Linked DNA regions of Homo sapiens: regions 2, 3, 4 and 5 are each linked to region 1. Evidence: chromatin contacts called from ENCODE Hi-C data. All regions are on one chromosome and are shown on one strand. Each heading gives the region's core, a stretch centred on a gene start or an enhancer-like site at or near the end of the contact. The rest is flanking DNA. Distances are from core to core; before and after follow the strand shown.

What was found. A loop is a pair of places that touch in the nucleus more often than their neighbours do. Pooled maps may share reads with other maps.
Region 2: a loop to region 1 is called in a pooled map, with 4 times the contacts of the local background. The contact joins two enhancer-like sites. A Hi-C loop is called at or near these places in 7 of 37 single-sample maps with no recorded cell type and 5 of 50 pooled maps.
Region 3: a pooled map shows a loop between it and region 1 (4-fold over the local background). The contact joins two enhancer-like sites. A Hi-C loop is called at or near these places in 2 of 37 single-sample maps with no recorded cell type and 3 of 50 pooled maps.
Region 4: a loop to region 1 is called in a pooled map, with 3 times the contacts of the local background. The contact joins two enhancer-like sites. A Hi-C loop is called at or near these places in 7 of 37 single-sample maps with no recorded cell type and 5 of 50 pooled maps.
Region 5: a map with no recorded cell type shows a loop between it and region 1 (3-fold over the local background). The contact joins two enhancer-like sites. A Hi-C loop is called at or near these places in 1 of 168 maps with a recorded cell type or tissue (GM12878), 20 of 37 single-sample maps with no recorded cell type and 7 of 50 pooled maps.

What each region holds. Positions count from the first base shown.
Region 1 is chr11:111,408,562-111,411,261 of GRCh38, forward strand. It overlaps a transcript of BTG4 not described here. Among named protein-coding and RNA genes, the nearest start is that of POU2AF1, 31 kb to the left of the region's middle. RefSeq lists an enhancer at 1,356-1,415. Within about 2 kb of position 1,432, at least 3 of the 41 ENCODE cell types and tissues checked have a DNase peak (open chromatin) inside an H3K27ac peak, as active enhancers do; they include GM12878, where a contact is called at or near this core.
Region 2 is chr11:109,955,139-109,957,838 of GRCh38, forward strand. The region is part of intron 1 of LOC105369484 (a long non-coding RNA gene); the gene reads left to right. Among named protein-coding and RNA genes, the nearest start is that of LINC02715, 130 kb to the left of the region's middle. Within about 2 kb of position 1,338, at least 3 of the 41 ENCODE cell types and tissues checked have a DNase peak (open chromatin) inside an H3K27ac peak, as active enhancers do.
Region 3 is chr11:110,076,606-110,079,305 of GRCh38, forward strand. No RefSeq gene overlaps it. Among named protein-coding and RNA genes, the nearest start is that of ZC3H12C, 15 kb to the right of the region's middle. RefSeq lists enhancers at 1-32, 1,121-1,290, 1,591-1,640. Within about 2 kb of position 1,431, at least 7 of the 41 ENCODE cell types and tissues checked have a DNase peak (open chromatin) inside an H3K27ac peak, as active enhancers do.
Region 4 is chr11:110,025,991-110,028,690 of GRCh38, forward strand. No RefSeq gene overlaps it. Among named protein-coding and RNA genes, the nearest start is that of ZC3H12C, 66 kb to the right of the region's middle. RefSeq lists an enhancer at 1,539-1,698 and a silencer at 2,009-2,088. Within about 2 kb of position 1,394, at least 4 of the 41 ENCODE cell types and tissues checked have a DNase peak (open chromatin) inside an H3K27ac peak, as active enhancers do.
Region 5 is chr11:110,348,546-110,351,245 of GRCh38, forward strand. No RefSeq gene overlaps it. Among named protein-coding and RNA genes, the nearest start is that of LINC02732, 5.2 kb to the right of the region's middle. RefSeq lists enhancers at 372-421, 1,022-1,551. Within about 2 kb of position 1,251, at least 3 of the 41 ENCODE cell types and tissues checked have a DNase peak (open chromatin) inside an H3K27ac peak, as active enhancers do; they include GM12878, where a contact is called at or near this core.

The DNA of each region.
Region 1 (2,700 bases), core at 182-2,681:
GTGTACAGCTGGAGCAAAGTAGTCAAAACAGAGCACCTTTGCTTTCATTCATTTCTACCTGAAGGTGAGAGGTGCAAAGAGAGATCCTGGATGACCTGAAGACTCTTCTCTCACCAGGAAATTCAGACCCATGAGAGATGGCAACATAAGCTAATGAAGTCATCTTCAGGGCAACCCAAGTGAGCATCGTGCACCTATTCACCTATACAAAGACATTTGTCAAGAACATACTGTGTGCCAGGCACCAGGTAGGTGGGATGACAAATAGAATCCCTACCTTCTAATGAGGGAGGCTTTTGAGTAAGCAAATATTATAAGACAATGGGATTCGTGCTGTGATCAAGGAGACACAAGGTGCTGTGGGAGGAAACAAGATGGCAGCCAATCTGCTAATGGGAGGGTGGATGTGGGCAGGATGCAGTGGACTCTGAGTCGAGTTGAAAAGAAGAAGTGGGAATTGCAGTTAGCCAAGGGAAAAAGTGGGATAACGCCATTTCAGAAGGAGGAAGAGATGGGAATGGGTGTTTATGCAGATGTTTGTGGTTACAGAAAATCAAAGAAGCTCCCATCTGACTGCATATATTTCCTCTGAGAGGGATAGAAGAGGTGGTAGAGGAGAAAAATTTAAAAGTCACCCCTTTAGGAGATGATAGGAGCTGGAAAAGGAGCTGGCTAGGTGCTGTGGTTTAGATATAATTTGACTCCACTGAAACACATGTTGAAATTTCATCCCCACTGTGGTGGTGTTGAAGGCAGGGCCTAATAGGAGCTGGTGAGTCATAGGGGGATCGCTTGTGGTGGGATGGCTTGGTGCCATTCTCAAGGCAATGGGTGAGTTCTTGCTCTTGAGAAATGGATTGGTTCTTGGGAAAATGGATTAGTTCCCATGAGAGTGGGTTCTTATAAAGCCAGGATGTCCCTCAGGTTTGGTCTGTCTTCCCATGTGCCCACTTCCTCTTTGACCTTCTCTGCCTGTCTTGATGCAGCACTAAAGCCCTCACCAGAAGCCAAGCAGACGCCAGCACCATGCTTCTTTTACAGCCTGCAGAACCATGAGCCAAAGAAAATTCTTGTCTTTATAAACTACCTAATCTCAAGGTATTCCTTTATAGCAACACAAACAGACTAAGACACTAGGGATATAAGTCATGCGCACAGGACTCTCCCATGTCAGTATCCTCTTCCTAATGAAGGGTTCAATTGGGATTTCCTATCTTTTGGATGGTTTTGGCATATGAAATGCTGTGTGCTATAGTAGGAAAAAAAGCAATTTCCTGAAACATTTTATGTAAGTTATCTCATTTGATTAACTCTGCTTTACAAATGAATAAGCTAATGTATTGGAGTGATAAGTAACTTGCATAGTGTCACATACTTGGGGAAGTGAAAACCTAAAGAAGGTGAAGGACTCATTCTTCCTGCTTTAGGTGCACGGAAATGATGGAAGTTGAAGACAGATCTCCCTACTCCAAGTCCTAAGTTTTGCACTGTTAAGTCAGAAGACATAGTTCCAGTCTCAGGTCTGTTACTAACCTGCAATAGGCTCTTGAATTAGTCATTTAACTGCTCTAAGCCTCAACTTCCTCATTTGTAAAATGAGTCTATGGGCCTTTCTGAAACTCTTTTTTTTTTTATACAGGGTTTTGGCTCTGTCACCTCAGACTCCCAAGTAGCTTGGACTACAGGTGCACAGCATCACACCCAGCTAATTTTTTAATTTTTTGTAGAGACAGGGATCTTACAATGTTGCCCATGCTGGTCTCAAATTACTGGGCTCAAGCAATCCTCCTGATATAACTAGAGATTCAAGAATGGCCCCTAGAATCCAACCCATGAGCCCTCTAGCCTAGGAATGAGGCTTTGGCAGGAAATATCAAAGATGGGTTTTCTTTCATTTCCACAACCCTATAAGGTTTGGGAATTCCAAATAAACAAATTTACCTTAATAATTTGTTGACCTAATTTGTTGCTGTCTCTCCATGCACGGAGAGATAGCATGCAATGAGTACAAAAGACCAAAAGTAAGCACTATGACCAACTCATTGTGTGCCCTTGGTCAAGGCCACCTCACCTCACTCAGACTCAGTTTATTCAGCTGTGAGATGAAGTAGAAGATCCTTAAAGTCCATCCTACTTTAAATGTCTCCCACAAACCTTAACTCATATAAGCAAATGCATCCTCAACCTGTCTACTGATTTTCCAGTAAGCATTTCTAACTTAACATGTCTAAAACAAAATCCACAATTTTCCCCATCAAATCAGCTCCTCTTGCAAATGGCAATCATATCTAAGTTTCTCGGACAAAAAACTTGGGGTCGTCCTTGGCTTCCCTCCTTTTTTCATCCTCTGCACCCAGCCTGTCAGAAAATCCTATTAATTTTACCTTCAAAATATGTCTAATATACAACTACTTCTCAGCATCTCCGCCGACATTACCACACTAGCCTAAGCTATCATCATTTCTACCCTAGATTAACGTGATCCTTCTCTACCTGGTCTTGTTGCCTCTAATTTTGTTCTTCCACAGTAACAGCAGCCAGAGTGATCCTTTTAAGGCATAACTATGCCCCTGCTTTGTTTTAAACCCTCCAATGGTTTCCCATCCCACTTGGGCGGAGTCTCAAGTTCTCATTCTGACCCACACCCTAATGATCTGGCATCCTCCTGCTCCTTTCTCCTTCTACTCTCCTCCTGTTCAT
Region 2 (2,700 bases), core at 88-2,587, 1.5 Mb before region 1:
ATCTTCTTACTTCATCCCCCTTCCAGCTCCCCATCCACCCCACTGAGAGCCACCTCCACCACTCAACAAAACCCCTGCACACATCCTTCAGGTTTATATATGACCCAATTCTTCCTGGACACCAGACAAAGACCTAGGTACGAAGAGGGCACTGAGCTGGTTAACACTTAAGCCATCCGTGGACAGCAAGGCTAAAAGAGCACACTGTAACACAGGCCCACTTGGGCTTTGGGGGTTGCAGGATCCCACCCACAGACACTGCCATGGGGCCTGGGCCCAGGGGTGCTCGGTCCGGCTCCTGCACCTGCCCATCTGCATGCTCCCCCTCCTGTAAGGAGTTTGAGTATGCACAGTGCCAAACAGACAAGCTACACCCCTGTTGCATGTCCTGCTAGGGGGGGTCAGGGAACGCTCCAGTTTCATCAGCAGTAAAGCAGGACAAAAAGGAGGAGGGAAACATCCAGGAGAGCAGGGGCAAGGAGTTACAGGAGCCCTTGAGAGAAAAGGACACCCCTGACAACCTGAATTTTGAATCAACAAAATTTAAATTCTTGGTAATTACACCGAAAGACTAAATTCTAAACCAGAAGAAAATCAAAGTGACAAGGTTAATTTGTTTATTGTTTGTTTACTTGATTTGATTTATTTTTTTTTCTCTCTCACTGTTATTGAAATAGGGGCTACTTGAATTCAACTGTAGAGGTGTTTAAAAAAAGAATCGTGTTTATATGTGTGAGGTTTGTGGGACCTGCTTAAAGTTTTGGTCCTGGAAGGGTCTTCGAAGGCCATCTAATTCACGTTGTATTGAGAGGAAATAGACGATGAAATAGGAAGCAATTATCTCAGGACTACAAAGCCAGTCACTAAAAGGGCCAAGACAAGATTGCACATTTCCAAAGGCACCCAGACATGTGAGCATTCAAAATCAAGAGCACTTTCACCCATAGTCATTGATGATGAAAAACACAGGTTGAATACATGTGGCTGCTTCTGATTTTTAAGCACACACAAAACTCTTGTACCACTGGAGCGAACCCACCAGCCATCAATGACTGCATGACGCCTTTCCCCCAGTTCTTTGCTCTCAACAGTAATTCCCTTTGCCATAACTTTCTGTTTTCTGCAGTGCCAGCCAGTCGTGACTGGTTGTGGCATCTCTAACAAAAGATACTGGATGTTGTTTTAAAGTCCCATGGTTGCATTTCAGAGCTAAAAATAGGACTATGCTATATCATCTGATATTTTCAGATGATCAGCTACACCACTTCCCTCCTTTCTGAAACTTACAGAGGTAAGTGAATTTTAAAATTTTGTTCTTTGAACAGCTCACTTTAGAGAACAATAGAGCCATTACACAAGCATACTTAATTTCAACTCTATACATTTAGCCCATTTCCCCCAACCCACTTTCCCCTCATTTCATGGGCTACTAAAAATATAGAACTAAATAGTGTGGCCCACCTGGAAATGAGTGTGTACACTGTTTAGCCTGAATGAGTGCTTGTGTGTGTTAAAGGAACAGGCTGCCTTCCAGGTGTCACCTCACATTTGGTTTCATTTTACTTTTCTCTAGTCATATGCCTTTGCCCTGACTTCCATGCCTGTTTTTACATTTTATTTTACAGAAATTATGTATTTCTGTAATGCAGTTTATAAAAATGATAAGAATATTAATCAATGTGCTTACTTTCATCAGCTTCAGTCAAACTTCTATTTACCCATCTTCAAATTATTTGCTCAAATTATATCTACAAGGCAAAAGGAAAGTAAATAAGGAAAGAATCCTGCTACTGAGGATTAAAAGCACCTTTTACATAATAACTAATGAATTTTGCAGACTGGCTGTGAACATGGCTGACAGCATCAAATAGATATGCCAGTGGTGAATTTTTGCTCTGTCCATGTGAATATAACCTTAATTTAAGATCATAATAAAATTTGAAACAGTGAAACAAGAGTGAGATTTAACCTCATTAAGATCAGGGAGCACATCTTCTTTCAATAACTATTTCAAACACGTTTACATATAGACTCACGCAGGCAAAGTAACCACAATTACTGTTTTTAAAGTGAAATACGTTAATATGTTACCTATTCTACAGAAACACGTAAGAACCTTCGGAAGCAAAATAATAACATCATTTGAAATATGAATAGTTACCCGAAAACCTATAGCAATCCAAAGCCAAATTTAAGATGAACAAACTTAAGATGTCCAAAATTTAAGTTGAGACAGCCTTTTGCTCTTGGCAAGCTACAAAATAAATACAAGTTCCCCTCCCTTTATGTCACACACACAATTTAGGGGAGCTCACTTGGACAATATTTGTACTGTGATACATAACGTCATCTAGAATATAAGTCAGAGTACCCAGCTATTTCTCTCTTTTGTGATTATTCACTTTAAAATTACAAGTTCTGATTCATTTTTAGATTTCAAATGATCAAAACTTTTATCTGTTTTTAAAATGCCTATATTCCTTGGTTTTCTCTAATCAAGGAAGTGAATAGGTATCTTAGCAAGAGAGGTCATGGGGAAGATTGCAAGCATTATACTATGCACTGTTGAGTGGGTTCAGAATAGTTTATATTATCATAAAAACAAATTGACATCAATAGCATAATTGCTGCATGAATAATCTTAGAACAAGTGAGACCTTTCAAGGCTTTTTTATTGTAAGCAATCATTATGCTCACCAC
Region 3 (2,700 bases), core at 181-2,680, 1.3 Mb before region 1:
GGATTACATTTTAACAGGAGATTTGGTGGGGACGCATATTCAAACTATATCACACACTTCTGTTACTATTAAGGACAGATTCTGAACAGCAGTGCCTTAGGGTCTTGGACAACGCTAACTTCCTTACAGCATTACTCCCGGAAGGATATCCAGCCCTTAGAAGCTGATATAGTTAAAAGCAAATAGATTGTAAAAACCATAAAATGCCTGGGGCCATGCTAACTAGAGCTCTGAGGCCTCTGAGAATTGACTGCAGTAAATCTTCCTGTCTTATGCAACCACATGTCTCTTCTTAGAAGGATCCAGGTTTTTTCAAATCACCCGTTAAAATTATTCATCCATAAATTATTTTTATTATGATCTAAAAGGCTTTAATTCTGTTTGATGTAATCCGTGCTTTACATACAAAACATTCTGAGATAATCTCTAAGTTTTCATCAATTTATTAGACATCTACTGAGGTGCCATGATCATTATCACAAACTGAAGGGTTTTCATATCTTGACTTTTTTAATTCTTTGTCTCCAATCTTAATTATCACACACTCAATTTTCCCACACCTGTAGGTTTATTTATATAGTGAAGTAATTTGGGGAAGGGTATAAATACACTGAAGAATGCAAAAGTCAACAGAATCCCTCATCAGACTTTCAAATGGCTTCTGGACATAGCTCAGCTGTCTCCTTTCTGGAACTTCCAAACTGTATAGCAGGGGCTCCTTCCTTTATCTGAGCATCACACTAGGGCATGCTCAGGACAGTTCTCTTTAATTCATACTTTTTTTTCTTTCCATGTCAACTACAGTACTTTGCCCCTGGTATCACTAACAGAATATAATTCCAGGTGTTGAATTTGAGTTCATTGGTAAAGGTTAAGGGCTCTGATTGTCTGGAAGAACTCAGTTTGAATTTTAACTCAGCCACTGACTAGCTGTGTGACCTTGGGAAATTTACGTCACATCTCTAGACCTAGTTTCCTTATCTGAATAGAGTGGTTATAAAGATTGCATGAGATAACATATGTGAAAAGCTTAGATCATTTTAATAACCAAGAATCTTTCTGTTTTACATGTATTAACTCATTTATCCCTTATAAGATGACCATCCCATGGGACACTTAGGGATATATGTCATGTCACTATTTTACAGGGAGTTCATATCTCCCCTACATGGTACATTCTGTAACTCCCAGTCACAAAGATGAAGGCCAGCTTTCTTACCAAGGCCAGGCTTGAGGTGCTAGTTGCTCTAGGCATACAAGCCCTCAAACCCTTCTAAATAGCGCTTTTCACATGCTCCACGCAGCTGTTTCCCTGAGATAGGCAGCCTGCAACTCTTTGCACTAGCTGCAAACATGTCTCTGCATTTTAGTCCGACAGAGCTGGCTTTGCTGACATCAAGGACGTGGTGCAAAGCACAGCTCTTTAGTTTCCAAATGAATGAAAATGACATATTGAAAGCGGGGCTGGCCACAGTATCTAGCTAGAAAACAATAATGACTCACAGGAAAGACAAAGACTGAGTAAGCACCAACGAAAGGCCACTCATCCCTTCATTAACATCACTGGGGAAAATATGGTCTCACTATGGAACAACCAAAAACATACAGACAAAAGTCTCCTGGGCTTTTGAGCATAGTCTAATTCCCATCTGGCTTATAAATTTCCTAACTTCTAAATTAATTACACTAGGAGTTGGAAGAGAATAAACAGTGGCCATAGATATTAGAAATTTTTACATGTGGCATGTATCTGCATCACGACTAGCATTGCTAATCAATTGTGAAATGACTATTAGGTAGCTTTGATAAGAGAGTTTCTTATTAGTCTTAGATATTGGACTACAAAAATAGTCCACCAGCAACAAAAAGAGATTGAATCTTCTTTACTACATCTGTATATTGTCAGAGGTCCAGACAGAAATCTAAAAAATATATAAGAATAAATAAAATATTTATTGTGATACTCCTTCCTTGTTTAATATATTATCATGACAATACATGTCTTAATGCTATGTAATTTTGGCATATCTTAAATATAAAAGTGTCCAATTGATTCATTATTTTTATAGCTAATTATTCAATATATTAACAATTATATTTGTGCAACAAAAACATATCTTGATTTTTAATGCTGGTAAATGTTAAGATTTTGAAGTAAAAATACTATTTACATAATATTCCTGAGAAAAATTATTCAGGTAAAAGGCTCTTGTGAATCACTTTCTTGGGGACCTTGCAGGAATTACCAACAAAAATTGAGAGCCATAAAGGAAATGTCTGAAATATTAGAGGCTGTGTGTCAAAGTATCTTGTATTAACTAAATCAAGCGCTTATTAACAGAAGACAAACCTTGTATATATTTTTAATGTTTTTGGCTCCCCAGCATCTAAGCCCCTTCACTATGCATGAGAAACCTCATGAGGCAGAGCCCACCTCCCACTCTAGAAGCTGAACATTCTAAGTACTAGCTTGCCTGGCCTCTCTTGCAGCTAGGATGATGGCATGTGGCTTTGAGTCATCTGATTGGATGCATTCCCCTCACATTTTGAACCCAGAGCTCATGACCAAAGAAGGAGGAACCTCAAGGAGTCCATTCTGGCAAGGGTAATAGCAGGGACAGAAGCTATATTCATTTTGCAGAAGCAGCAAGCATAACAATTCTAGTGGCCACCTCCAGTGCCAGCATCAGGCTGGAGGTA
Region 4 (2,700 bases), core at 144-2,643, 1.4 Mb before region 1:
CATTGCATAACTCTGTGGGTATACATACTCCAGTTCCTGAATGACAGCCAAATATTTAGGAAGAGGGTGTTTTTAATATAGTACTCTTCGAATAATATAGAACTCTTTGAAGATAGAAACTTGTACACAGAGTGACTACTAGGTTCCCAAGGATGATTTCAAACCAAGGATGATTTCAAAATCAATTGGATTTAAGTCTACTCCTTCAATTTCCCCAGCAGAGGCACCTCTATCCCTCAGAATTATCCCAACTCCTAGGATGTGAGGAGTGAACACTCAACTGCTATAGGGTAGGGCAAAAGGTAGCAAAAGGTCAAGGACAGGTAGATGCTTTAAATAGACAACCATTTAAATGTCTATCCAAATGGACAACCCAACAGATAGAAGAAATTAACTAGTTCGCTGCTGAATTAAATAAGCTCTAAGTCCTAAGCTCTATGTCTCCTATTCCTACAGTAGACACTAATATATTCAATGTACTTTTGTCAGTGAGCCTGGCAAAAATATGGCACTTATTAAATTATTCAGTTTTGAGCTGGAAGAAATCTTAAGGCTAATTTAGTGCAGCCTCCCTCATTCTACAGTTGAAAGAACTGAATCTCTATAAACGTAAGTTGCTTGCTGAAGATAACATGGATTTAGAACTGGGCTGGACCCTTTTATTCCCAATTGAATGTTCTTTTTACAGTGACAAGGCAAGCTGTCATGGAAAGAGAAGCTTTAAAATGGTACACACAAGTGCATCACTTTTCTGGCCTTGTGACCTTGGGCAAGTTTCTAATCCCTTTGAGCACCAGTTGTCTCATCTGTAGAGTGCGAATGATCATAATCTTCAATGGATTCTTCCAGGGACTTAAAGAAGTAATGCTTGCAAAGGAACTAGCACAATGCCCAGCATATGGAATTTGCCTATGAAAATACTTTTGTTCTCCAATTTCCAGCCCTTCTTGTTGGGTTGTTTGCCAAGTCCTCCTGCTGATACTGCACCCATGGTATTAGGAACAAGAGTGGACTTTCCCCTCCTCTTTATAAATTATACAACAGAGAAAGGGGGAGGGGAATGCAGTGAAATATTAACAGTTGAGGAACTGGATGAGAGGAGCCTGGGAGATCTTTGTACTTGCAAATGTTCTGTTTAAGCTTGAAACCATTTCAAAATGAATTATTTTTCCATGGAAAAATAAAATGGACACCTCCACATGTTGCTTTCTTCCATTCCAAAGCCCAATTGCATAGCAACTGGACTGAGGTTTTCAACCCCAACGTGTAATGTAAACTACATATTAGTAAGCTCACCCTTCCAATCCTCTGTTCTAGAGGAAGTAGGGCTTGTGATTCCCCTTTCATTTGTTGAACACATAACACAAAGAGGAACTGTTCTCAGGCTCAAGTCACGGGCTGGAACTCAGAAGTGCTTTGGTTTAAATGATGAATGCATGGTCACCCATGTTTAACCACCAATTGAGAGGAGGTCACATGCTAAATCAGAAAAGTCCCAATGAAGGGGAAAGTAATTGAGAGTCTTTTGTACCCAAAATAGTACAAATAGGTTCCAGCTGAGAAGGAACTCAAATTAGTTTTCCTTTCACAGAGCTTTAATGCTGTATTTTTCAACATGATTTGGAAGACACCTATACCAACAAGTGTTATCATATACACATTCTTCTTTATCTGATAAAGCACCAAGATCCTGGTCAAACCATAAGTTTGGTAAGCAGAAATGGCCCCTACCTACATTGTCTTTAACTACACGGAAAGCCCTTCATGTTTTGAGGTGTAAATAATCTGTAGACAGTTTCTACAAGGAAAAGAGGAATAATAATAATATTGTCTTAACAAGGATCTTTTCAGATCAGAGTAGAAATGCTAGCATAAATCCAAAGCAACTTACCCTCACCTAAATCTCAGCATAAAACTCATTCATTCACTCGCTTATTTAGTATTTCTTGAATTCCTCTTCATTGCCATTTACGCTAGATGGTGATTAGGGGATATTATGGAGAGTAAACCAGATGTGGTCTCTGCTTTCACTGACCACAACCTAGTGGGGAAGACAGGCATGAACAAGAAATCATAATGAGTGGTATGAGTTCTCAGGCAGATGATGTGGGGAAACACACAGGAGGGGCACTCAGCTCAGTCTAGTGGGGCAGGGGGGCTTCCCAGAGGTAGTTACATCAAAGCTGAGATCCAACGTTCAAGTTAGAAGTAATCAGCCAAGAATGTTTCCCAAGCAGAAGAATGACATGTGTCATTATCTGAAGATTAGAAATCCCAAAAGGCTGAAGTGTGGAGTGCAGGAAGGTTGAGGTAAGGAGGAAAAATGAGACCAGGAGGAGGTTTCACATGGCACATGTTGAATGTTAAACAGCACATACTCCCTCCGAGGGAAGACCTTTACCATGGAGTTTGCAGGGCTGTTTCCCTGGCCTTCTTTCTGAGACCCAATTTTCCCTTGGGAGATAAGATGACCTGGGTAAAGTGGACTTTGGACAAATGTGTTCTGTAGGCATGTTTTCTTTTGTGTCTTCTCTCTCCCTTATTCCAGTCCCTTTCTTCAATTCTGGTGTTATAGCAGAAATAATTAACATTTATGGTATGTGCCTGGTACCACCAACTCTCAAAATAACCCTAAGGGATATTATTATTATTCCTATTTTACGATAAGCAAACTTGGGCTCATGTACTAACTTTCCCAAG
Region 5 (2,700 bases), core at 1-2,500, 1.1 Mb before region 1:
ATTCTATGACTTAGAATGCCTTAACTGTCTGGGAATGCAGCCCAGTAGGTCTCAGCCTCATTTTACCTAGCTCCTATTCTAGATGGAGTTGCTATGGTTCAAATGCCTCTGACAGTACCAGCTGCCAAGCAGGCTGAGGCAGGAGAATCCCTTGTGCCCAGAAGTTTGAGGCTTCAGTGAGCAATGATCATGCTACAACACTCCAGCCTGGGTGACAGAGCAAGGCCTTGTTTCAAAAGTAAATAGGTAAATAAGTAAGAAGTCTGCTAAGCAGGGACAAACATGCAAACCTATAATGCCAATAAAGTATTATAGGTACTCTGACAGAAGTAAGGGGGAAGTGGTCAGTTCTGTTGGGCCTACACTGGTGAGGCTTCAGAGGGGACTGTCAGGGTGAATCTCAATTGGCAGTCAGTAAGCAGCCATGGAGGGAGAGGGTGGAGGAAGAGCTCATGGCGCAAGTGCACAGAGGTGGGAAACACCTGGTGAATTGAGGGACTACGAAAGAGAAAGAGTTGGAGAGTTCATTCCAAGGCCTAGGAGGCAGAGATGAAGGAGGCTGAAGAGAGAACAGGATAAAAAAACAGCAGATGTTATAGACTTCCTCTGCAGAGTTATCAGTGAACAAGAAGACATATATTCTCTGAAATGTGAACAGGCCTTGTGCTTAAAATGGGGCGATAGTGACAAGTCAAAATTAGTCAGTCTGCTTCCTGGGTTTCATAAGCCAAAATGCATTTGTGCTGTCTTTGAAATGACAAAAATGATTCTTTGCTCTCAACTTGGTGTTAAGCTAGTAGAGTTCTTTACTTCTTGGAGTGACCCAAACTTTCATTTCCAAGGAATCTGAGTCCTCAGCAGTCCTGCCTATGTCTTGTTACTAGCATCCTGGCTGGGGAGACTGAGGAAATGTATCTGGGGTCACCTCTCTTCTCCTATTATGCTGAAATAACTCTTTTTCTTTTATACTCAGAATTAATCACCCAGTCTATACCCAGACGTTCTTTTCTGTTTGCCAAAAAGTGGCAAAGTAAGAGTTTCACTTTCCTATTCAGTGAGCTCTTTAATATGTCCCTTGACTGAAACATTTTTTTTTTGTCCCTTTGGATTCTAAATCCTAAGGTCATTTCTCCTTCCAGGAAGGTGGATCATGAGATGTACTGCTTAGAGTTCTGCCCCTGGGAAGATTTTCCTTCTCAATTGTCTTTCAAGGCCGCCCCTAAGCGGGTGAAAGTTGCAACAATAGTCCTAATTGTGCTAGTGTCCTTAGACCAGGGAAGAGTCATCTGGAAACTAGTCTTGAACATTTTCTTCTTTAATCAGCAAGCCACAGGGAGTTTCCACAAGGCCGTATGTGTGGGCTGGGGTAGAATGGGTCTCCTCCAGCTCCAGGAGACAGTGCGCTCTGTCACGCCACAATCACTCACAGTGGGGAATTCCTCCCTCAAAGGTAGGGAATCTGATGCCTGAACAGCCAAGTGTCAGGCCTCAAGTCCTCCTTCACTTAAAAATTATATTTAAAAATTCATCTGAAAGTTTGTATTACTTTTTTGTTTCTTTGTTTTGAGACAGGGTCTGGCTCTGTCATGCAGGCTGGAGTTCAGAGGCACAATCTTGGCTCACGCAACCTCCGCCTCCTGGGTTCAAGCAATTCTCCTGTCTCAGCCTCCCGAGTAGCTGGGATTATAGGCACCAACCACCTCGCCTGGCTAATTTTTTGTATTTTTAGTAGAGACAGGGTTTCACCATGTTTGTCAGGCTGGTCTCGAACTCCTGGCCTCAAGTGACCTGCCCTCCTCAGCCTTCCAAAGTGCTAGGATTACAGGCATGAGCTACCACACCTGGCCTAACTTTGTAGTACTTTATAATTTCTTACAAATTTAAATCTTTATTCCATCTGGAAGTTCAAGGTAGGGACCAACTTTATTCATTTTCCAAATGACTAGCCTGTTGTCTGAATAATGTGTTTCTTTTCCCCACTTTATTATATAATCCAATCTCATTTGTATTTGGATCTGCTTCTGTTCTCACTATTTGGTTTTATTGATCATCTGTCCATTCCTGCAGCAGTATATCAGCAATAAATACTGCAGTTTAAATAACTGGCAAAGCTCTCCCTAATATTCTTCTGTGTTAGAATTTTCTTGGCTATTCGGGCATATTTTTATTTTCCAGACAAATTTTAATATTTTTTGCCAAGTTCCAAAAGAATTCCATTAGAATTTTGGAATTGTTATTGAGCTGTAAAAAATTTATAGATCAGTTTCAGAGAAAACTGACATATTTACAATGTGTGTCTTCCAAGCCAAGAATATGACATATCTTTTTATTTGTATGTGTTCTTTCTGGATGGACATTAATTCTGAGTGATATGAACTAGTTTCTTCTCCAGAGACATTTTCGTTACCACTCCTCCTATGGGAAGGAGGTTCTACAAAATGTAATCATTTCATTTTGGGCCACCAACATGTCTTGACTGTCAGTATAAACATATGAGTGTATTGCTGAAAACTGTGGTGTGATGATTAACTCTCCAAGATCCCTATACAGGGATTGTCAGTTGAAAAAACTACGTGGAAACCTTAAAACATCCAGAAACCACCAATATGTGTAATTTGCCTTTAAAGGATGTCATTTACTAAAAAACTGTCATTATTCCTAAGCAGGAATGGGGGCTGTAATGTTATGTTGGCCACATAT